Regions from separate parts of the Mus musculus genome. Here all the other regions are linked to region 1. A link is a loop called in an ENCODE intact Hi-C map of the cell type or tissue named here. Cell type or tissue: heart. All regions are shown on one strand.

Region 1 (4,000 bases):
CACACACCATACAGTCACACACACAATAATAATAATAATAATTATTATTAATAATTTTTTAAGGAGAAGCAAAACAGAAACAAGGAAAGTACAGAGAGAGCAAGAAGTCCTGGCCTCAGGAGGTACCTTCTTGTCAGTGTAACTTGGTGACACTTTTCATGACTGGCATGTAACCATTTTTAAACAAAAAAGTAAACTAAAAGAGAAAAAAGGAATAATTTACGAAGAAAAAAGAACATCTAAGAGTACTGTCTCACCCCTGCCTCCAGCAGAGCTTCCCTTCCACCATCAGACTGTGTAAAATGGTTTCTCAGAAACCACAAAGCATGAAGCCCCATGCAAATGCCACTAAGCCCTCCCCAGGGTTCCCTGCCAGGGACTCCCCCTGTCTCCAGCTGGCCCTAGGGACAGCAGGATACAGCATAGCTGTCTGGGCAGCTGGGCTTCACAGTGCAAAGCTTTGCTCTCCAGCTGCTCGCTTAGCCTTGACCCAGGCCATGCTGTGGTTTCAGTGGGAAAGCCCCTGTCCCTGACACTGGACCTTAAGTGCAAGATAAATCCTATAAGCTCTCTCATCTCAACCTGCTTTGGGACTGAAATCCTGGGTGTGGATACCCTTAGCTGTTCCTGGCAAAGGGTGGGGCTGGGTTCCTGCACACAGATTTGCACGGAGCTCCCTGGAGTTCCAGAAAGCTGAGACCTCTCTAGCTGGGAAGGCTCCCGCCAAGGCTGGTCTGTTCCCAGGGCCTTGTCCCGGTGAACAGGACACTGTAACCAGAAAGAGACCTGGGCTCTTATCCCAGGCTAGTCACCAAACAGCTGTGGGGTCTTGAATAAGTCTCTGACCTCTGCCAGGTGTCGGCTCCCTCAGCTTCCTGAGACACCAGCAGTCCTGTGGGGCATCTGGCAGACAAGTGAGGATATGGGCCTGCAGGCACAGCCAGCTTCCTGCCTGGAGGACGCTGGGATGGACAGATGAGTAGCAGAGGGACATGCTGCCCCTGCTTTCTGGGAAAATCTCGAAAGCAAAATTTCCACCTCGGCTTCTCACACATTCCTAATCTTAAGAAGGCAGGACCTCCCTTTCCATAGAGAGAGAGAGAGATTCATGCCGGAACAGTGAGGTGGGTGTACACAACCCATGTTCTACTGAACTGTGTAGTCTTAGACTCAGCTTTTCCAGCCCTTGGTTTTTCCACCTGTAAGATGGGAATGTTTATCGTTTCACCTGGTTGGAGGTGCCTCCTGTCTAGAGTCTACACAGTCCTCAAAATAAAATAAAATAAAATAAAATAAAATAAAATAAAATAAAATAAAATAAAAGGTAGCTACAGATGTTCTAGGCCATCCTGGTCTTCAAGCTCTCTTTACCTTGCTTACTCTCTCCCTGAGTATTCCTCTCCTTTGGCCTCTGCTTAGAAAAGGAGTGAGTGACATTCCTGAATCTCTGTGGAAGACAGACTCAGGGTTCAGTGTTGCCTTCAAACTTAGGGCCTATGTATGAATGGGTGCTGGAAAGACCTAGCTAAAAGAACAGGGCCCCCTGGGAGACGAACTGTGCCCCCAGCATCTGGCAGATAACAGGGAGGTTTTGGAGCCCTATGGAGCACACAGGGGGAGCACACACGGGTGATGCTCCCCCATCATCTGAACCGATCATCACATGAGAGGTGTGGTTTGACCTCGCTGCCCTGAGCTTAGATGGGGGTAAAGTTGTACCTCATAGAGAGACGAACAATGGCAACGCAGACAGTAGCCTATATTCCTAGTTAGAATCCTAGAGTGAGTACCTCTCATCCTTCAAAGCTTTGTTCTTCAATCAGCTAACCTGTAATTGGAAGGAAACAGTCCAAACATAAACATAGGGAAGGTTACCATTCCAAGCCTTTTCAGACCATAAGGCCCCAACGCCTTCACTTTACTGATGGAAAACGTGCTTTCTGGAGAGAAGAGACGTGCCATGGTTGTGCAGGTAGGAATCTAGTAAAACAGAGTCCTCCCCATCAACCCTAGGGGAAAGTCAATCACGGATGGGGGAGGAGGGTGGGGATGTCTCATGTTCCTTAATCGGCTAGAGCAGTCCGTCCACTCTCAAAGCTGGCTCAAGAAGCAGATAAGAATGGATCTTAAAAACCATTTACACTAGCTCACCCTCCTGTAGACCTTATCCCTTCGGCTGCTGGGCCCATGGAACAGAGGTGAGAGTTGAGAAGCTCTCTGAGTACGCCGGAGGGCAGGGAGCATTCTGTCAGCACAGGGGCCCAGAGTGCCAGTCTAATCCATGCCATTCAGACAGGCAAGGCTGTGCCTAAGCAGCTTTGGTTTTAAAAGATTAAGAGCCAAGCACTGGAGAGGAAAGAAACGGTACGGAGGCAGCAGTTCCACCGACAGTACCACACTGCCCTCTGGTGGTCGGATGAGAGAAGGCATAGAGGCTGGATGGGTCACACTAAGACCCTTGTGTGAACCACAGGGTTTCTTCCATTTCTCCTACCTCCACGTGGCCAAACCTTTTCTAAGGTGAAACAGAAATATGGGGAGTTACGGAGGGCTACTTCCACCCTCAGAAACTAATTCTGTCTTCAAGCAACACAGACCTGGCACCAAACACCACCCCCACCCCATGGAGTCGGGACTCCATGTCTGTCGCTCTGCATCGTGCCAGCCTTTGCGTCTCTAGTTTCCCATTCCAAAGCCAGTGCTTAGAACCCAGAGCACTCAGGGTCCTGCATGACTCACTTCGCCTTCTCTGCACTAGAATAAGATGGCACATCATAACTTGGGGACATTTTTCAGTCCTCAAGGACAGCCCCAGGCTGACGGAAACACATCCTGCCTGAGTACGCTCCTCATCTCAGGGATGAGCCCAAGGCCCTTGAGCTTCCAGAAGCATTGAGCATCGGCTCCACAGCAACCTAGGAAAGAGACAGCAAAGGCCAGTATCTGTTCCCTGAACCTTGAGTGTGTTCACCCCGCCCCCTGGCAACAGACCCTCTCCCCCCCCCCCCCGCCACGCCCCAATGGCCTGCCCTTTCCATGCTGTGTAGTTCAGAGCAGCGCCTCCTGCAGATGGCTGACCAGCTTCCATGCATGGGCTCAGGTCGGTCCATAGTTTCATGACCCCCTGTGCAGACTCAGGAGCTGCTGCAGCTGGCAGGAGCATGTGACAAGAGCGATTCACACACCATCACCCTGACCAGCTTTCTCTCTCTTCTTCTCTCAGCCATCACAAAAGTCTCAACACACCGCAGCATTGTTCCCAGGGTGAAGAGGGGCTGGACTCCAAAGGGAGCTGGGAAGACAGAGCCTGGAAAGGGATGGTTTGCCAGGCAGCGTAGGCACCCCAGGCCGGCCAAGCCCACTTCCTGCCTGACTCCGGCTCCAGAGCTCAAGTTTACTATGTCTCCATCCCAGAAAACCCACTTGGGCTTGGACTACTGGCCTCTCTCATTTTCTACTTTCTGCCTGGGCCTGCATCGCTCTGAAAACTGTGCACTCGCTACTTCCTTTTTCTTCTCCAGTGCATTCCTCTTTAAAGACTATAAGATAAAGCAAAGTCCTGCAAACGTTGCCTTTAGGGACACACGTCCTCGCTCTTCTGTTCCCTACAGCTAACCAAACAGAACTCAGACAAGCAGCTGTGCTGGGTAGGAGGCAAGGCCCTGCCTGGTGGGGGTGATGGTGGTTGAAAGAGAAGCTGAGGGTGTCTTGTTGAGGATGACAGAGGCACAATGACAACGTTGGTACAGTGAAGAATTGGGGACACTCCTCCCGTTCTCTCGAGTCCATGATTATGAAGATTTTCAACTGTGGATTGTTGAGAATAAATCTCTAGTTAAATCAACACTGGGGAGCAGGGAGGCCTTGGGAGGCCAGGGGTGGGGGGCGTTCATTCACTGGAGAAGCCACACACGCTCCTTGTCTAGAGCAGGCGGGGGCTGGCAAGTCCATCTGCACCTGTGCAAAACAGCTCAGCTCCTTAGAAAGCTCTTTGGATATC
Region 2 (4,000 bases), 210 kb before region 1:
TCTTTAATCTTCTTCTTTTTGCCTGAGATTATAAGGGAGTTTTTCTTTCTGGATTATAGATTGGACTTGCTAATGATCTTGTATACAGGAAGGTGATTGGCTTTTATCAAGTTAATGTAGATCCCATGGATTTACTGAATCCCTTACCTAATTCCGATTCACTTCATGACCAACTCGCTTGAGTTTTCAGCTATACTCTCATTTCATCTGCATATGGAGACACCATCTCTTGGCAAGTTGCTAAATTTCTACGTATCTGGGTGTATCATGAGTAGGCACTTTACAATGCAAGCAAACATTGTTGTATATCATATATGTTTACAAAGGGCACTGGCTTGTAGTTTCTTATGATAACGCCAAGAGTCACTGTTACTGCTATCAATCTTCTAGGGCTCCGGTATTACATTTATAAAGAGTTCTCATGGTCTCTATGTCTATACTCTGGTACACCAAGGAGGCAGCTTATGCAGTCATCTCTCTGAATGATCTCAGTCCGGTGTTTCTAGGTGGGTTCATAGGTTGGGAATTTTCTCTGTCTTCCTTCCACTTTGCAGAGCAGCCAGCCTAAACTCTAACTCAAATGGTGTCCATTTTCGAAAAGTCCATTCTCATGGGCTGTAATGAATTCCATAATGTTTGCTTGCATTTGTAAAGCGCCCGCTCGTGGTTCATGTTCCTTCCTGCAAGGTTATGCTCCTCTGGTCTTTTACTTTAAGAAGTTTTGCATAGTTTGCTTTGCTCTCTGTATTGCTCAATTACACTTCATTCTTCCTATCCAGGGCTCGAGAGTTTTGATTCTTTCTTAGTTCTGTTCTTTTTTGCTGTTTCTTAGCACAGAATTTTCTCCTCTTACCTTTGTTAGTTCTTTTCCTGTGTTCTCTTCTTCTGGTTCCCTTTATAATCCTAGATCTTTGAATTGTGAGCTAAGGTTGTTGAGCTATTTCTTATTGGGTTTGGTTTCTCCTCAGATCACTGCTGTAATTATACACCAGAAATTCTGGTGGGAACCTTTTCATTCTGTCATTGCCGTAAGAAATCCTGCAATTTCTGCTCATGCTTCCTTGCAATGGTTGTTAGACAAAGAAATGCTGCATTTGGTAATTTTCAGGTTGGAGCATTAGAAACAATTTTTTCTCACTAACAATATTTCCCAGTACTTACCAAATTCTTATGCCCCAGAAAAATTCAGTTGGCATCTTAACCTCAAGGTGATAACACTCAGGGAGGAAGCCTTTAGAGGATTATTAGGTTGCTAAGGCTCTACCCATATAGAAGAGGCTGCCAGAAAGATAGCTAGTGCTTGGCGCCATGTAAAGATACAGCCAAGGAGGGGAACCCTCACAATGCATTCGATTCAGTAGCACCTCCGTCTGGACTTAGCCATCTCCATGGCTGTGAGAATGTCATTTCACATGCTTTTAACCTACTCAGACGACAGTGTTTTGCTTTGTTTAAACCTGAACACTCTAAGACATGTGGTCAGTTTTTAGTGGTCAGTTTTTTGTTAGGGCTCTAGTTAGATTCAACAAATTGTTCCCAATAGAAGACTACCCTAGAGTCTTGAGCCCTGCAGAGGGACCATAAGTACAGCCTTCTCCAGGGTCTGTATGTGGGAAGCTCCTTATATCCTCGTTTCCTTTTGTTTTGGGATGCACTATGAAGAAGCTTCATTTTCTTTCCCCTGCAGCACATTTGGTCCTTTTTTTTCCCCCCATGGAGATCTGGGTTTCTGTTGTCGTTTCTCTTTTAGTATTTCCTAGTCCAGTCTTGGGCATCACCATGCCAGGCTTTTTTTTTTTTAAAGTGTACTGTGAATCCTTAAAGATGGGGCTTCAGATCCTCATTTCCTGATAGAAATTCACTGTAGCCTGTAGTTTTAGGTACGTGTTATTTCTCATTGTGTGTTTTCTGCTTTAGACACTTCTGGGACTGATGTCTAGCACGTGGTCTCCATATGACTTTTGTTCCCACCTTTGCTTTATCTCCATTCTGTTAACCTCTCTCATGCTCCTCATATCCAATAATATTTGGGGTCTTTTGGGTACTAAGATAGCATTTATTTTTATTTATCTTATTTATTTTTTCCTTCTATTGCTTTCCAGAGTTTATTCAATTCTTATTGCACATTTTTCTTGAGTATATAAGGATGTTGTGGGATATTTTTGTTCTGAGCTTTGCAACTAATGATTTAAAGTTTTTGTTTCATATTTTCAAATGCTGCTTTTAGACACTGATTCAGCCAGGATACATGTTAAAGTTTTCTCCTGCTTTCTGTGTGTGACCCAGGTTGGAGTATTTTCACTTCCTGGATGGCTTTGATGCTCCAATTTTGTCTTCTTAGTGACTCTGTAAGGATGCTGACGGCCATTTTCTGTGTACCTGTAAGAATTTAACACAAATGAATGTCAGCACAGCTGTCCAGCTAGGTGCCTGAAACATTTCCTGGTTCAAGAGTGCCCTCTTCTGGGGTGAAAACGTTGCTTTTCTTTTATTGAGGGCACCTAGGGCAGGGTGGAGGGGGTGGTGGCAGCCAGTCTTCCAATTTTGAGATTCGCTTTTGTTTGATAGGACACTTCTTTATTGTTCTTCACTAAGAAGCCCCCAACTGCACCTCTGTCACATGACCTCCTCTCTCACATAATTGGTGCCTTTCTCATATGACAGTCCAGCTCCACACACAGCCAGGTTCTCTTGTTCCATACCCTAAACCCAGAGCTCTTGGGTGACCAGGTCCCAACATATTACTTTTCATTCTGGTGTGAAACTTCATTTTCCAAGATTCAGTTTATCTGAAGTTTTGCCACAGTACGGTGATGTCTCCATACCTCTCTTTAGCTTTCTATCCAGAGTTCTACCTACACATTCTGAAGCCATGAGACCTGAAGTACATGTTTCTATTTGCATGTTATCTGAAGTTACTGTTAATTGTATTGTAATATGAGTGTATGTATTTTGAGGGGAGAGGAAAGGGGGCAAATGAATATCTGGAAGTCTATTTTTGATTCAAAGGATTCTTGAAACTGTTTTGAACACAAGAAAGAGTAACATTTAGAATTAGTAACTAATAAAGCCTACAGCTGTGTCCTTTGGTGTCCAGCCAGTTTTATCCTTAATATTTCAAGTCTCCCTGAGTCCATCATTTAACTCCTCCAGACACCCATTTTCTCCCTTAGTAAAAGAACACTTGTATCTTTCAGGTAAGGCAGCAGAACCCAGTCTTCTGTTTTCAACAATCTTTGCCTCTGCTTTCCACCTCGTGCATACAAAGGAAATTAGCTTGCATTCATAACTCGATAAGAAAATATTGAAAGAAAACATGCCCTGTCTTAACATGGTCTCAGGAAAATGTAAATATCGACTCTCATGCCAAGCCTTTTAAAGAAGACTGGGGTCTCTGTTGGTTCTGTTTGCAGCCTTTAACCAGTGAGAGTTCAGTTAAGAGTTGCCACTCCTCTGCACTGGATTTCTTTTATAAGGTCAGCATGTTCCCTTTCAGACTCCCAATACTCACCAAGTCCAAGGAGATATCCATGGCTTTGACCTCCTCCCCTCTTTTCCATGCCCCTCCCAGCTCAGGGTCCAACCTTAAAAACAACTCCCACTCTACTGAAATATCTCCTTCCTAGAGGAGACCATAATTTAAAATAAAACAGTAAAGAGTCGGGAGAACTTCAGAGCTAAATGTGAAAGCACTCAGGGTCACTATAACCATCCTTGCTTAATAATGTATATTTACATTAAATCCTTCGTTCTCATGTGGCTAAAGGAGTGGCTGAAAACACAATACCACAGACGATTAATTCCACAAGGTCTTTCACCAGTTTTGGCAATGCATTTGCTTTGCATTGAAAGGGCACTTGCCCAGTGTTAAACAGATCCATGTTTCTAGTGGTCAAAGGAACTCACACCTTCTTGAGGCATCAAGGTTGGGAGACCAAGCTGCTCTTTCAGCCACCTGTTCAGGACTCCCAGCACTTCAGCATCCACCAAGTTGAGCGCA
Region 3 (4,000 bases), 1.5 Mb before region 1:
AGAGGGAGGAGGGGTATTTATGGGGATAAAGGACTGACTCTGGATAGACAGCCATGGCACATAGGAAAATGACAGCTTATAAAGGTAAAAAGGGAGACCCCATGTTAGAACAAGGTGATTTTTCTCTTTCTTTTTTTTCTGGTCTTACGAGACAGGGTTTCTCTGTGTAGCCCTGGCTGTCCTGGAACTCACTCTGTAGACCAGGCTGGCCTCTAACTCAGAGATCTGCCTGCCTCTGCCTCCAAGTTCTGGGATTAAAGGTGTGCGTCACCATGCCTGGCTTAGAACAAGGTGATTTTTAATTGGTCATGTTGATTAGGTGAGCCAAAGGGGGCTTTTGATTGCTGGACTTAAACACTTTGCTAGGTGTGCCTCAGGAGGAGGAAGTGGGCAAATAAGGACTAGACTCTGAGGGCTAGCTTTAGGAATACAATCTAATGACTTTTAGTAAGGTAGAGGAGATGAGAGAGAAGGGCAAGGCCTGCCAGAGCCGTGTTTGCCATACTTTGGTTCTCTAGAGTTCCTTCGGATAGTAGCCAGGAACTCTGCTGCATTAATCATGTTTGTTCTTTCCCCCTGGATTAAAGGAAGCTTTTTTTTAGAGCAAGCAATGCTTAAACTCCATGCATTTTCAGGACCATGGTCTTCTAACTGCTTAGAAGTGGGTGGTTCTTGAGACTTCCATAAAGATTGTGTAGATGCAAACAAGGACAGCTACTAGAACCTCTTTTTATTTTTCCTAGGAAACAGACTTGTATTGGAAGTGTGTGTGTGTGTGTGTGTGTGTGTGTGTGTCTGTAGAAACGAGGGAGTAAAAGAAACAGAAGGGATGGAGGGAGGGAGAGAGAAGGAGGAGGGGAGAGAGGGGGAAAAAGAGAAGAGGGAGAGAGGAAGAGAAAAGAGAGACTCTATCCGAGATGGAACTATGACACAGCTTGCAAACATTCTCTGTGGTAAAGCCCTAGTAACTCTAAAGATGAACCATAGTAAAACTATAACTAGAAATAACGTTTCAGTTTCAAAAAATTCTCTAGTCTGAATAAAAGCATGGAAGAGTCCTCTGGGTGCGAAGTGTCTGTCTAGACACCACTGTGTTTATTTTAAAATTTTTATTTGTTTATTTTCTGTGTATGAGTGTTTTGCCCGTATGTAGGTTTGTGTATCACATGGGTGCCTGGTGTCCTCAGAACCCAGAAGAGGGTATGGGATCCTCTGGAACAGGAGTTACTGATGGCCGTGAGCTGTAATATGTGAACTGAACCCCAGTCCTGTTCAAGAGCAGCGAATGTATTTAACTGTTGAGCCATCTCTCGAACCCTATCAGCTTCGATTTTTAAACCTTCATTCCCTGAAGGCTTCTTCAAAAATTCTCCAAATCATATCAATTTTAGTGCCTGTTTTCTTGGGACCATTTTCAACAAAAGAGAATCTGATTGAACGTTTCCCACATTGAACAGAGGTTTGCAGACATTTTCCAGGTCTCTGGACCTTTTGTCCAACCACCTGCAGCTTGTGAGTCATTTTTGTATAGAAAACAGGCAGTTTCTGTGCAAGGGTTATCAGAAGGGAAGAACTGCAGGGCAATTTCCTTGCAAATGAGTGGTGAACACTCACGGGAATTGACAGCCTCCATCTCTAGAAAAGGGCATCTTTCCCAGCCACAGACACGCCAGGGTAGTAGGAAATTCTTCCCAGAGGCTAAGGTGTTTTAACCACTTTGTCTGTAGAGTTGAATGCCTTTCCTACTTTTTCTTCCTTTTTAAAGATTTATTTATTTATTTAATATATGTGAGTACACTGTAGCTGTCTTCAGACACACCAGAAGAGGGCATCAGATCCCATTACAGATGGTTGTGAGCCATCTTTTTCTTTTAACTCGGTGAACTCTCACTCTTCTCTTTGGACGTTGATCTAAGGTCATCGTGTTCATGGTTTTTTTTTTTTTAGTATCATATTTAGAAGGCCTTTAGAGGAGTTAAGTGACTTCGTGGATTCATCTTACACAGGGGACTTTTAACTCCAGAGTGCCAATACAAATTGCTAGCGAAAGGGATTATTATCAATTGAGTAATAGCAATTATTATTTTTTTTTTAGTTTTAAAAATCATGTATGCACGCGGCTGCATGTGGGTATGTGCATTGAGTGGAGGCCAGAAGAGGGCGTCAGATCCGCGGAAGGCTGATGTAGGTGCTGGGCTTTGAAATACCCTTGCGAAAACAGTACACATTCCTAACCTGGGACCCTTTCCCTTTAACCCCCTATTTACTTTTTTACTATTAAACTTGTTATTTTAAATTTATTTATTTACTTATTGTGATGTGTGGGACACGTGGAGATCAGAGGGCAACTTGTGGAATTGGTTCTTTTTCTCCACAATATGGGTGCCTGGAGCTTGAATGGGCTCGTCAGGCTTGATGACAAATGTCTTAGACGGCAGAGCCATTTCTCCAGCCCAGTACTGACTGGCTTTTAGCGGCTCAGAGAACAAAGCCTTGCCTAAGGAGGCAGGGAGAGAATTCTGCGCATGCTCAGAGCCCATGGCTTCCCCGCCTTGCACGCGGGACGTCTGGATCTGTGGGTTGCCCGGAACTGAGTTGCGACACTCTAGGTTTCCGCCCGGAAAAAGTAATCAAATCACCTGAGGACCAGCATGGCGTGGTCCGGTAATAAGGTACCGAGAGCAGGGCCTTTTGCCTTTCCTAAGCCGGGGATCTCTAGAGGGTGGAAGCTGTGGGAATCGCAGCTGAGTCAGCACTGAAGGATGGATGCTCAAAACGAAAGACTTGGGGTTCGGAGTTCTGCATTTGAGTCTTGTGCACCTTCACGCTTCCGAAATCCTCCCTCCTGCTTCTCCAGCCTCTCACCCTTCCCTCCTCCCTCGTTGCTTCAGTTTACTTTCTATCCACGCCACCTGCTAACACAGACGTCCTTTATTGCTTCCGAACCTGGGTTCTAAAAATCTTTGTAAGTTATCGAGGATAGATCCCCTACATGCCAGGCTCGTAAAACTTCAGAGGGGTTTTGTGATTCTGTGAATGAAATAACTCAAGGTGTAATATTACGTAATATTATGACCTTCATAATAATTTAAAAATCTCGAATTTATTGAAAGCTTACTGTGTGAGGCACAACTAAGCCCTTTATTCCTATTTAATTAAATCTTCACACCAAACCGTGAGACGACCATTATTACCCTTAGCTTGTCAGTAGGAGAACCAAGCAAGACATGAAGAACTGAAGTGATTAGAACGTGGTCACCCTTTCCATGAGTGGTAACATGTGAATGGGAATTCATTCGGAGCTCTGAAAGAAAAGCAAAACAGAATGCTCAATTTCTAAGAATCTATGATCTTAGAATCCTAGATTAATAATGGAAATTACTGTAAACTTTAGAGAGGTTGTTTTTGATCACTAGAGAGAGATGCAATGGCAAGGATCCATTCATTCGTTTAATACAAACAAGATAGGGGTTCAATAACGGAGCTCTGTTTTCCTCCACCCCCATTTGGGAATTTGATGAAATTATGAACCCATAATGATGTTGCTCGCTTCCTTTGTTCCTCTGCCTTCAGTTGCTGAGAACTTTGTAGCTCCCGTGAAGGACTTACTGTGGCAGATGTACTTGATAAAATTCTAGCAGGTTGTATTGCTTCAGTGTGGTAATGAAGAGCTGCAGTACCCTCCCAGTTTGTCTTCCCTGGTTTTCTTACTGCTTCCAAAGACTTTAAATTATCATAAACCATTCTTCCAGACCAGAATTTACACTGTCAAACTCTTTGATGCCTTACTCTGAATCTCTAATTCTTGACAAAAGACTCCCAGTCTTTTAGTGTTTGCTACTTTAAAAGTAGATTTGTGGCCGCCTATTAAAGGAACACAGCCAGCATATTTTGTGATGCCTACATTTAAAAAAAAAAAAGATTTTTATGCTGAAGGAATCACTGTGGGATGTAATTTGAATTCCTCTCAAAGGTATTCTGTAGTTTATTAATGTTCATC
Region 4 (4,000 bases), 1.1 Mb before region 1:
CTGCCTTTTGAGTTGCATTAGGTTGGCTTCCACGTGCTCCTTCCTGGGCTGAGCTTGACCTCTGTTACAAGGTTCTCCGAGTCTCTGGTGCTGGGCAAAGGCAGGGATTTAGAAGAGCCTACTTTCAGATCGTGATTGCTTCTTGATTTAGGTTGGGGGGTGCCAGGGAAATTTTTATGTGGCTGTAAATATGTGAGTAGGAAAGAGGCATAAAAATCAAACATTTACTGATAACTGTAATTTTATCATTTATAAAAAACAAGCAAATCGTAATTATTTTCACATAAAGAATTAAATCTTGGACCAGATGAGACAGTTCTAAGTGGAAGCCTGAGAGCTCTCCTACTTGGAAGTTAGAGGATTGACCACTCCTAGAAGTTATGCTGATTTCTGTGTGCATATAAACATGAGTATGTATAAAATTTTGCTTAGATATTTGATGCCACAGGATGCAGAGCAACTTTCAGAGTTTTAACTTTATGATTGGCAATGTTGAGATAGAATGCCTCAAGTGTCTCAAATTCTGTGCTTAGCAATCATTGTTAGAATAAGAAATAGAGCCAGGCAGTGGTGGCGCACACCATTAATCCCAGCCCTTGGGAGGTGGAGGCAGGCAGATTTCTGAGTTCAAGGCCAACCAGAGTGAGTTCCAGGACAGCCAATGCTATACAGAGAAACCCTGTCTCAGGGGAAAAACATACACACACCAAAATAGTTTCTAATAACAGACTAGCACATTTACATAGCTCATAGGAAACAGTTCATGGAGGATTCAATTAGGAAGGAAGGCAGCCAAAAGATACCAGTGAGTTTTAAATGAGAATAGGGCCAGGTAGATTGCTTACTGTGTGAACCTGGATAGACTGGAGTTTGATCTCTGGAACCCACATGGTAGATTAAAAGAACAGACCCCACTAAGATGTCATATGCCTGCCTTTGTACACCATGGCACATAAAGAATTTCCCAATAAATAAGGTTTTTTGTTTTTCTTTTGAGACAGGGTTTCTCTGTTATTAGCCCTGGCTGTCTTGGAACTCACAAAGCTGTAGACCAGGCTGGCCTTGAATGTAGAAATCTGCCTGCTTCTGCCTCCCAAGTGCTGGGATTAAAGGTGTGTGCCACCACTGCCCAGCCCCAGTAAATAAGTCTTAAAATAGGCAGGACATAGTGGCACTCATCTTTAATCTCAGCTCTTGGGAGGCAGATACAGGTGGATCTCTTGTTCAAGGCCAACCTTGTCATGTAGAGTTCAGGACTACCCAGGGATACCTAGATCCTTTCTCAATAGCAATAACTTTCGAAGGGCAGCAGGATGCATTGAAATGACAGCATGTAGGTTTGGAAAGGGTAAATGTTAAAATGTTCTAAGGCTCTTGTATTCAGGAAGGGGTCTAATTACAAGTCAAACATCATAATCTCTAGTAATCATCGCTAGAACAGTGGAAGTAGAATTAGAAGCTCTCAGTCACAAGATGGGGAAGGGGGCTGACATGCAGCTCAGTGGTGCTTGGCATGAGCAAGGCCTTGGGTTCAAACCCAGCATGGCCCCAGCGGGAAGAGGAGCTACTGGGCCAAGTAGGATACAGTAAAGGTGGGGACTTGCATACCTGTGTGAATATTAGTGTTTAACAGTAAATGTTTAAAAGCTAAAGTTAAGTGAGCAGAGTTATGTAAAGTATAAATTGAATAAAGGATTAGATGTAGATGATGGACCACAAGGACACATTGAACACAGAAGGAGAAAAGAAGTTAGTCTGGTCCCACTTTCAAACAACACACCATTAACAAGAGAGCTCAGCAGGAGAAAGCACCTGCATTAGTTTCCATGTTTCCAGGATGCAGAAACACTGAGGAAACCAGCATCAATGTCTCTCTCTAAGTGCTCCTGGGAACAAATTAAAGACACCAAGAACCCAGAGCAGTGCTCCATCCAGGGGGACTGGCTGGTGCCAAAGAACAAGGCCAGCCAGCAAAGCCGGGAGATGGGGTTTCTTTGCTCAGGCTGATCTGCTTGCCTCTGTCTCCTAAGTGCTGGTATCAAAAGTCTGTGCCACCATGCCCAGCTTGGAAGCTGAATTCTAAACGTGACTATGCCAAGCAAAAGAAAAATGTGAGAATGTTTCAACACTTGGAAACATTTTTCCATGCTAGGCTGGAGCTACCTCCCTCTTTGTGACTTTCCACTTTATTTGGTTTTGTATGTTGGTATTAGATGTTGAGGTATGCCTAAAAATTTAAAAGGGAAAGACAATAATTACTGCTTGTGTATCAATGTGTCTGTAATTTATTTTGTAAGCTGGCTTTAGAGATTACCCTCTTAGCATATGATATGGTTGCCAATACCGTTATATAGTGCACTTTGACCTTGGAACCTAGACATTTTACACAAATTCTTTGAGAGTCTATCTCTAATCACAAAAATACTTATCGACAGATGTTACTCCCTTGAGCAAAGCATAAAAATGTCATGTGTTGACTGCAAGCGTATGGAACACCAGGGGGCGCTACTGAGTAAGCAGGAAAGGACGGAGCAGTCTAGAATTCTGAGAGGTCAGAGAACCCTCACAAATGCATATTAGCATATGTAGTTACAGGTTAGTAAGTGCTAAGTTCTTTATTAATTCCACCATGTCAGAATGTAACCTAGCTGACTAGGTAAAGAATTAAACCTAAAAGAGTTAGTCTTAGGCCATCTGAGACAGATGCCCCACGAGTACACAATTAGGATAGTCTTGAGTGTATTTCCTAGAGCTGCTAGTTAGGGGGGAAGAACTTTAAGAATTAAAAATTGTAAAAAACTTTTTGCAGTGAAAATGCACCATACAATACATAAACACTGTGGACTAAGAAGGTGTTTCTCTGATCAGGGTGTCCACGTCTCTGTCCATGTTGTTAGACTCATCAGGAGAAAACGTCAGTACAGGAGGGATGTTTTAACTAACTTTGTCATACTCTGGGTTTTGTAGCTATAGTATTGACAGAGGCAGAGTGGGAGCGATAAGCAAATTCTGGTCCAAAAAGGGTGCCAAGAGGTTACAGTGATGTCAGGAGACCCCTGTTTCTGGATGGAGTTAGTGGTAGGCTCTGGAAGTGTAGCTTGAGGGATGCCCGTGGAGTCGGACTGTTTGTGCTCTGAGTTTACACCCACGTGCACACGTGAAACTGTCCACTCAATAAGACCAGTGCTTACTGATTTATTGGAATTACATGTATCTTTTTTTGATGTTCTAAGTTTTGGAGGCTTGTTCTGTGCTCATTTAACTGGGTATGTTTGTATACTTGTTACGATCATGGTGGTGGTGGTTACACAGGGTCTCGTCCTGTAGCCCAGACTGACCTGGGACTTTTGATCTTCCTGCCTCTCAGCCCTCTTGAATGCTGAGTTACAGGCAAACTCTGCCACACCTTGCTCTTTAAGTAATTTATACCTCACCTTCTCCACCAAGCAACTATGCTTTCAACTCAACAGTCCTGTTCTGCTTGTATACTGCCATGTTTTATTCCCTGTGTCCCAATTAGCTTTGGGGGGCAGGGCCTAGAAATACCTAACTCATTCCCTTAGCATGATCCAGGCTGTGTTCCAAGGGTCTGAGGTAGACACATCTATTTAAGACCCAGCACTTCCCAGCCTGGGGTAGCTAGAGGCACACATGCCTTGAGTCCTGCATGTCTAGCCAGTCCTGGACCCACATGCTCCATGCTTCGTTGTACTGTAGCTAGTAAGACCTTTGTGTCATCAGGTTTCTTTTTCTTTTTTCTTTTTTTTTTTTTTTTTTTTTTTTGTTTTGTTTTGTTTTTTCGAGACAGGGTTTCTCTGTGTAGCTCTGGCTGTCCTGGAACTCACTCTGTAGACCAGGCTGGCCTCGAACTCAGAAATCCGCATGCCTCTGCCTCCCGAGTGCTGGGATTAAAGGCTTACACCACCACACTCGGCCTGTCATCAGGTTTCTTTTCCCCAGCACTTCTTCCTCTTTTAATTGCTCCAAACTCAAGAACCTA
Region 5 (4,000 bases), 550 kb before region 1:
GACGTGGCACCCGCTGTGTCTCAGCAGTTCCCCATAAGCTGCCAGCCCCTGGCACAGACATTAGCTGTTAACTGTGTTTCCCCTGGAATACCCTGGATGAGCTGCTGACAGGGACCACAACTACTGTTTGCATTTCCTAATTTAAAAAAACAAAAACAAAAACAAAGTGTGTGTGTGTTTGGCAATAGAGGAAAGTCAAGTCAGGCAGGCAAGTTCAGAGTCCAGCCATAGGGGAGAGGGTCCTGGGTCCCCTCCATTGAAGTGTTTGGGGGAGAGCAGGGTTCCCAGAAGATGAGGTGACTTTCAGAGAAGGACAGCATCCCTGTAACCCCAGGCACATCTCTGAAAACAGAGCTGAGAGAGAGTCACAAGTTGGAGCATACTAGTAAGCTAATAAAAGTGTTAAGAAGTAAGACAACATAAAAAAAAAAAACTGATAACTGGAACTCAGGAGAAACAAGAATTCTGAAAAGGATCCTGAAGACTGTTGGCTGAAGCCAAGTTAACAGTCCACGATATTATTACGAGACTCAGCAAACCTAACACTAAAAGAGCATTCATTACCCCAGGGACAATGCCAGAAGGAGATCAGCTCCTGAGAGAACTGTGTGGGTGGAACCAGAGAGCAAGAGTTGAGAGTGGGACAAAGGACTGGAGTTACAGCTTGAAGAAACTGGGGTCTGCATTTAGAAAGATAAGAAGACAGAAGAGGTTCTCATTTAAAAAAAACAGGACATGTCTGCCAGAGACACAGGGCTCCTTCATTCAATGTAAACTCAGAAAAATAACACACTGTATTCACACATATAAAACATATGCATTTCTTTTTAAAAAAAAAATGAAAACAAAACAAAGCAAATCAACCAACCAAACTCCAAACAACCTGGAGGCCATTGGTCTAAGACCTCAGAGTGATGATAACTTATAAAACCTCGGGATGGAGAGTGTGTCTCTTAATTATTTCAATTGACTATATGAAATTACTCATACATTCATTGTCTCCAAAGAGATAATCAGAAAAATGCTAACAAAAGGACACCTTTGCACTGTTTTTGATGCTGCAAGAGACTCTGCTGCTATTAAATAATGTTTTTCTGAGCCCCAGCTTAAGTCTATCTCTCGGTCTCTATCACCTATGCACCATCTTTAGAGAAAAGAGTATCTTCTCCATGATTACGGTATCATGAGTCCTTTTTTTCCCCTTTATGATATTAAATGTAACTGTTAAAAAATGAAATGAAAGAAAACCCAAGTCTTCATTCCTAGATGTGATTTCCATTCTCCAGAGCCACATTCTTGACTGATTTTTTTTTCCCTGATTCACATTTGGCTGAGCTAACATGATTGGCTCTTTTGAATTTGGAAAGATACTTCTTCACTGACCCCAATAATCTGTTTGTTGATTTTACTCAAACTAATCTATTGACTGAATTTCTTGCCCTTGTTTTCAAGTGGAAAGCTAATTATACAGCCTATGTCTGTGTTATAAGAGGTTTGTAAGTGTACGTTCATTAGCTTGAGACCAGTTTTCTAGAAAGCTTGTGAGGTTACAGCACTTCAAGGGCAGAGAAAAGGAATAGCTTGGGTGATGCCCAGTGTAAATGTCAGATTTGAGAGACTCTTGTGGCCAAAAGAGTCTCCCTGACTATGAGGCTTCCCAAAGGCAGATGTGAAAGGCTCCCATCTGTCTAACCCCCTGTTGATCTCTACTACCCTGTTGTCCACAGCACCTTTTTAAACTTGCAGCTTAAATACTACCCTACTTTTTCTTAGAACTATGGGGATGGACCTTACTCCATTTCATTATTTTTCAAGTAGTATGTGAAAGTTATGCATACTACATTATGCATACTAATTTATGCACAACCTACATTAGCATAACCTACACATGCCAACTGAGTGTGTGTTTCATGGTCAGCTTTGAACATCATCCATGATTACAGAGTGTCTCTGACTCAGACTTGAAGACCTACTACTTATGTGGCTGTCTACTGCTATCAAATTCAGGGCAATGCCAACACCAAGCCTTGCTTTGTGCTTCAGGTGCTCTGGAGAGTGAGACCCATATGGTGGTCTAGTGCCCTCTTGTGGATTTCAAACTGAGCGTTCTGAGCTTTGGCGTTACTAGTAGGATCACAGATTTCAAAATGCTGCTACAAAGCACAAAAATAATGCTTGCCTTCTTCCATTAAGAACAGGACAATGCTCTTATAGAGCTTACCCAGTGGTGGTAAATTCATTGTACTCTGAGCCACTAAGGGACCTTTGGAGTGTGCAGATCAGTTGAGTGTAGGAGTTTAATAGGACCTTTGGACTCTCCATACACAGTATAAGCCAAATCAATGTTCAAAACCTCTCCCCCAACTTGACAATAACCCCCATTTTGTCTATTCACTGTTGTCTGAACTTACGCATTCACCGGCTCCCAGTCTGACTCTGTTCCAAGTAATTTCACATATTTAATCTGAAAGCAAGAAAATTAGAGTAATAGGACAAGTGATCTCAAAAGCTGAAAATAATTCTCATGGGAGCAAATCCTAAATGGCTCCAGTGAACCACAGATGGATGCTGGAGATGTTGGTCTACCATAAAGAATAGTGTATTGGTGATCAGCATTGTATGACAGTGGGGCTTCTGGTCCCTTGTTAGTCAAGAAAAAATGGACTGGTTGGGGTGTGTAAATAGTCCAGTACATTGGAATATGTTATTTTTGATAAAATTACTAAACTTTTAGGGGGTTCACAAGTTTATCTGAGAACATCTTTCTGGTGCTGATCAAATAGCTCTAGTGTTAAGTCATCTCGGGTATTCAATTCAGAACCTTTCTGGTGCATTTTACATTCATAACTATCATAGCCACCTCCAGGAAATCATAATGTGTGTGTGTGTGTGTGTGTGTGTGTGTGTGTGTGTGCGTGTGTGTCTATGTGTACACATATGTGTGAAGTTGCATGGCTCATGCAAACCCATTTTGATAACTTTTCAGCTTCTGCCTTTCTAGATTGTAATAGGACCATTGGCATAATCCATCTTCCCTTGTATTATTGTCTGTTAACTGCTTTTCATTACAGCAAACCTCTTATACCTCCATGCCTAGCTGCATCTAGAGTCAGCTCACAGAATGGAGAGCTGTGTGCATTTGCTTAATTCTGATCCTGTGACATACAGTGACCATATAATCACCTTTACTAAAACCCACTACTCACAGCACTGAGAAATGAATTAAAAAAAAAATTGAGACGAGCATTCATTAAAAGTAAGAGTGATGGCTTCTTACTCCCTAGTTATAGGGACAGTGACATTGGTTTCAACTTTAGCTGGTAACAAGGCAGTGGAGATGACACATATGACTTTCCAGTTTGATACTACTCTTTTCAAGAAGTGGAATGATGTCAAAGTTACGGAATGACTTGGGTTTTCCTCACACTTTTTCAGTGCTATGATCTCTTTCCTTTGGGAACTCTAACATAAACCTTGGAAGGAAACAGCTATCCCAGCACAACTCATGCGGACCCAAACTAATCTAAGTCTTGAGACCTCTTAGCCTTGATTGCTGTTTGGACTTACTGTTTTCCATAGGATGCTCTGCCTCCTCATAAAAAGCTACACCACGCTTCGTCCCTTCAGACTGAGGTGGGCTGGAGAAGACAGTCTCCTTTGGTAAAAGTTGATTCATCCTTACAAGGCTAACGCTTGGACTTAAGGAAATGCTGGTTTGGATTTTTGCTCACTTTCCTCTCAGTGACTTGCCTACCTGCGTCTTGGCAGAAGAATCAATAGCCCATGACCTGGAGCTCCGATGACAGCCCTTAGCTATAACAGAAGAATTCTAACTGCATTGGCTCTCCCTGGGAAAGTCACACAGGATGGTCACCAACCTGTGAAATCAGCCACCCACCTGGTCAGGGAACCATTTCACAGCCACAGGAACTCCAGCCCTGTCAGCTGTGCCATATGGGAAGCAGAGAGTGTTTTTCTCCATACGGCTCTGTCACACATT
Region 6 (4,000 bases), 170 kb before region 1:
ACTCTTATTCAAATACATTTCAATATCTGCTCACATGCACAGAGGGAGAGGTGGGGGAGATGAAGATAAAGATGTAAAGATCAAATATGACATCGATCTACAGGAGAACACAGACAAAACATCAAAATGCATGAGCACAAAGGCAGATAGGTAACGTATGAGAATATAACAACTTAGCCAAGCTGTCAACATACATTCCTTAAAATATTTCCCTTCACACTCCTACAAATAAACAAAACACTGGAAACTTTATTTAAGAGTTGGTGGACTAGGGTCCAAAGATGATCAAACAATTTGCTAAAACGCAAAAAGCTTATTTGTACAACTTAGGACTAATAACTCAAGCCTGCTAAACTTCCTCTATAGTACAAACATTTCTTCAAGTTAAGATATATATTTTGCATAATAAAAAAAAAGATAGCTGTAGAAGTAACATCCTGTGGATTTCCACAGGCACATGCAGTTGTGGAGACCTCCCATGGTCAAGATGCTAAAAGGTCAGGTTTCTGCTTCCATAAATTCCCAGGATCAAATTTCTGTGGTACAGATAAGCATCCCCCAACGTTCTAGTTCCCTCATGGCACTATCAGGACGTGGCTAAATCTGTAAGAGATAGGTCCAAGTGCTCATTCCTTTGGTAATGAGAGCTTAACCCTCTTCCTCCCTCTTTGATTCTTAGCTGCTAAGAGGCAAGCAGTTTGCTCCACCACAGCCCAAGCCACAGTGTTCTGCTTTATGCTACATACAAGTTAGTAAGTTCCAGCAACCATGGATCGAAACTATGGACCTAAGTAACTCTTCCTGTCTGGTAAACTGGTTAGTTCAAGCATTCATTAGAGTAATATAAATCTGATTAAGACAGTAGAAATAAGTAATGAGCTTGCTACTTGATCTGAAATAACAAAAAAAAAAAAAAAAAAAAAAAAACCAAACCAGATGTATGAAGAAATACTTTTTGAGACCATTGGACACCAGGCCAAAAAAGGGGGGGAGGGGTAGTGATTCCTGAATAATAGAAGGGAGTTCAGTGGGCCTTGTGGTTGCTCCTGCTTACTGGCTTAGGGCTTGTACGTTATGGCACAGGATAGAGGAACTCAAGCAGAGGCAGCAGAGTTTTGGAGCTGGAAGTCTAGTGAGATTAGAGTGGCTGGAGTTCATAGGGTGGAGTATTAGAGTAAGAAACCAGAACAGAAAAATTAAATAACAGAATTTAGTCATGTACCCTGCAGAGTGACCACTAGTGTCTGTGTGAGGAAAGTGGCCAACGCTACTGAAAGAATTACCTGGCATGAGTGAAAGGAGCAGTGTCGAAGATTCTGAGTACTGATGATGGCACCTGCTCATAACAGCCATACCTGAAACTTCAGAGTTCAAAGTGGAGGCTGTATATCAGTCAAAGGTACATTACACATATACATATACATATACATATACATATACATATACATATACATATACATATACATATACCTGCACCTGCACCTGCACCTGCACCTGTACACCCACATGCACATACATGTACACGCATATATATATATACATATATATAATGTACATATGTATCATGTTTATGTACTACATGTAACATAGACATATGAGATTTATTAAAATGGCTTACAGGGTATCATCCAGCTAATTCAACAATGGCTGCCTACAAATGGAAGGTCCAAGAACATAGCAGTTGTTCAATCCCTGAGGCTGGATATCTCAGCAGGTCTTCAGTATATAGCAGAACTAGGCTGTGATGCCTGCAGAGGGCTATATTTGCTAGCAGAGGAAAGAGCGAGCAGGTACCAGTGACTATCTTGGGATCCTACAGTTGACTAGTAGTCATGACTCACGGCCACTGCCCAACCTTACAAGAGGGCATCATACCACTTAGCACTGACCTTTAAAAACATATCAAAATCAGGTTTGAAATACGGTTTCTACATATCATCTCTGCAATATTGTAAATTGAAAAACAGTTGGACGCTACCTGCATTGAGCAGAATACTAAGACCCAAAATTCTATACCTACTGAAAATATCTGTCAAAAGTAAAGGTGTTTTAAAGGTCAATTTTTTTTTCAAGCATACACAAACCAGAAGGTTTGATCACAAGCAAACCTATACTATACAAAACATTAAAAGGAAGTCCTTCAAGCAAAAGAGAAGGCATGTCAGATGGAGTGTTACAGGGACATACTCAGTGTATACAAACCACTGGCAAAGGTAGAAGAGAACAAAGAAAGAGAAAAATAAATTCAGGACTGTATTTAATACAACTTATTACAAATATACACAAGCCAGTGATATGTCTTAGACTCAAGCTAGAAAGTGGACCTCTGCATCCCAAGATAGAAGGAAGGGCTTTACAATCTGAGCTCCAGAAGGATGGACTACAGCCAAATGAAAGGTACTTGGCCTTTAAAAAATTAATACATCAAACATCTTTTAGGAAACAGCCCAGCAATTCAGATATCAGTGACATTCACACACACACACACAAAGTGCAGTGTACTATTCTAATGATGTTTTATCCTATTGCATTTGGAAGCTGTACCCCTTGGTAGGGGAAATGACAGTTATGGTTAAGATGGCTTTAGTCACATAAAGCTAGATCCTTACATGAAACTCAGAATCTACACAAAAGATTAAAAGCAGTGAAAATAGAACGACGTGGGTAAATATATAAGATGTTTTCCTGCTGTTTACTTCTACATAGAAGATGATTGCCTGCAGCTACAGAGATGGCTCAGTGATTAACAGAACTGGTTACTCTTGCAGAAGAACAGAGTTAGATTGCCAGAACCTACATGGTGGTTCAGAACTCTCTGTAACTTCCAGAGGATCTAACATCCTCTTCGAGCCTCCTTGAACACTGCACACAGGCACTGAATGCACGTGTACATATACATAGATGTGGACAAAAACTACACACGTAAAGTAAAAGTTAAATCTTTAAAATTAAAAAAGACATTTGATTTTTTTTTGACAAAAACCCTTTTAAGTAGCATGAGCTTTATAGCTTTGAGAAAAGGGCATGGAGCTTATGGAAACATGAAGGAAGGTAAAGTGTGTTGTGATAATACAAAATCCATTCATGTAAAAAGAACAACTACAGTCATAAAGGCATTGGAGTGAGTTAGGATTTCCGCAAATGTATATGACTGATATTATGAGTGGATGCTTGCTCTCGGTTGGCTGTTCTAGTTTGCAGAGTGTTTAGAGTCATCCCTGGATTGTAGCTCCAACTTAAACCAGTAACACTACTCAAGTTGTGGAAACCAAACGTCCCCTAGGAGGTGACAGCATTCACTATAAGTGACCATGACTTATACTCAAAGGCTGACTATGATAAGTTAAAGATGTGTTCCATATACCATGCAGAGAGCACTGAAATAAAGGGACAGAGAGTTCTAACAAACAGAGCAAAGTAAGTCATGGATATTGTTTTATTAACCCCCCTTTTTAAAAAGCAGTCAAAAAGGAAAAAGAAGAAGATACAAACACAGGAAAAATAGTAATATAACAGTATGGTCATAATCACCACATTCCATATACTTTCAGATGGACTAATAAAGTGATACCCAACTATATTATAAACAAGAAAAAGTAAATGTAAAGACATGAAGAGATTTAAAATTAAAATAGGAAGAACTGTGTCATGGTAACATTGCTCATAAGAAAACTGGAATGCTTGTCTTAATAACCAATAGGCCAGGAAATGATAAGAACTGGTACATGAGGTTATATTACAGTTAAAAGAAGAAGAAAATCAGCAGAATAAGAACAGACAACTTACAGAAAAGGAGAAACCATTGCTGCTACATATCTAACAGATATTAATAACTAGAGTAGTTATGGACTTGGCTGGGTTATAAGAAAAAAGAGATAGAATGTGAAGTTGTAAGGGAGTGAATTGAGGAAGAATTAAGGAGAGGAATTGTAGGTAAATATGATCAAAACACATTACATATATGTATGAAAATCCCAAGGAATTAGTAAACTATTATTTA

Evidence for each region. A loop is a pair of places that touch in the nucleus more often than their neighbours do. Peaks named below come from ENCODE experiments on the same cell type or tissue, not always from the same donor. Only the 100,000 strongest peaks of a DNase experiment are listed, where the experiment ranks them.
Region 2: a loop joins it to region 1, with 10 times the contacts of the local background. A loop is called at or near these places in 14 of 42 quality-filtered maps.
Region 3: it touches region 1 in a loop (2.8-fold over the local background); 3 of 42 quality-filtered maps call a loop at or near these places.
Region 4: it touches region 1 in a loop (9-fold over the local background); 16 of 42 quality-filtered maps call a loop at or near these places.
Region 5: it touches region 1 in a loop (8-fold over the local background); 16 of 42 quality-filtered maps call a loop at or near these places.
Region 6: a loop joins it to region 1, with 2.5 times the contacts of the local background. A loop is called at or near these places in 2 of 42 quality-filtered maps.

The regions. Positions count from the first base shown.
Region 1 is chr1:73,824,097-73,828,096 of GRCm38, forward strand. The region is part of intron 6 of 6030407O03Rik (RIKEN cDNA 6030407O03 gene); the gene reads right to left. Gm29183 (a long non-coding RNA gene) reads right to left here and starts at 2,985. Exons shown (of 6, transcript XR_001778996.1): 1 at 1,791-2,985. In heart, a CTCF peak has its summit at 2,415 (motif pointing left); DNase peaks (open chromatin) are centred at 475 and 2,405; H3K4me3 peaks cover 297 bases; H3K27ac peaks cover 2,239 bases; H3K27me3 peaks cover 29 bases.
Region 2 is chr1:73,616,288-73,620,287 of GRCm38, forward strand. It overlaps 6030407O03Rik (RIKEN cDNA 6030407O03 gene), which reads right to left. Exons shown (of 9, transcript NR_045311.1): 8 at 3,909-4,000; 9 at 2,094-2,379. Among named protein-coding and RNA genes, the nearest start is that of C530043A13Rik, 88 kb to the left of the region's middle. In heart, a CTCF peak has its summit at 2,457 (motif pointing left); no DNase peak of the experiment used is centred here; H3K27ac peaks cover 162 bases.
Region 3 is chr1:72,304,896-72,308,895 of GRCm38, forward strand. Xrcc5 (X-ray repair complementing defective repair in Chinese hamster cells 5) reads left to right here and starts at 2,526. Exons shown (of 21, transcript NM_009533.2): 1 at 2,526-2,672. The coding sequence starts at 2,652. In heart, a CTCF peak has its summit at 2,149 (motif pointing right); a DNase peak (open chromatin) is centred at 2,596; H3K4me3 peaks cover 1,529 bases; H3K27ac peaks cover 1,754 bases.
Region 4 is chr1:72,714,664-72,718,663 of GRCm38, forward strand. No RefSeq gene overlaps it. Among named protein-coding and RNA genes, the nearest start is that of Rpl37a, 5.4 kb to the left of the region's middle. In heart, a CTCF peak has its summit at 2,501 (motif pointing right); no DNase peak of the experiment used is centred here.
Region 5 is chr1:73,272,613-73,276,612 of GRCm38, forward strand. The region is part of intron 3 of Gm29185 (a long non-coding RNA gene); the gene reads left to right. Among named protein-coding and RNA genes, the nearest start is that of Gm31344, 89 kb to the right of the region's middle. In heart, a CTCF peak has its summit at 2,089 (motif pointing left); no DNase peak of the experiment used is centred here; H3K27ac peaks cover 389 bases.
Region 6 is chr1:73,658,692-73,662,691 of GRCm38, forward strand. The region is part of intron 7 of 6030407O03Rik (RIKEN cDNA 6030407O03 gene); the gene reads right to left. Among named protein-coding and RNA genes, the nearest start is that of C530043A13Rik, 130 kb to the left of the region's middle. In heart, a CTCF peak has its summit at 1,757 (motif pointing right); no DNase peak of the experiment used is centred here; H3K27ac peaks cover 282 bases.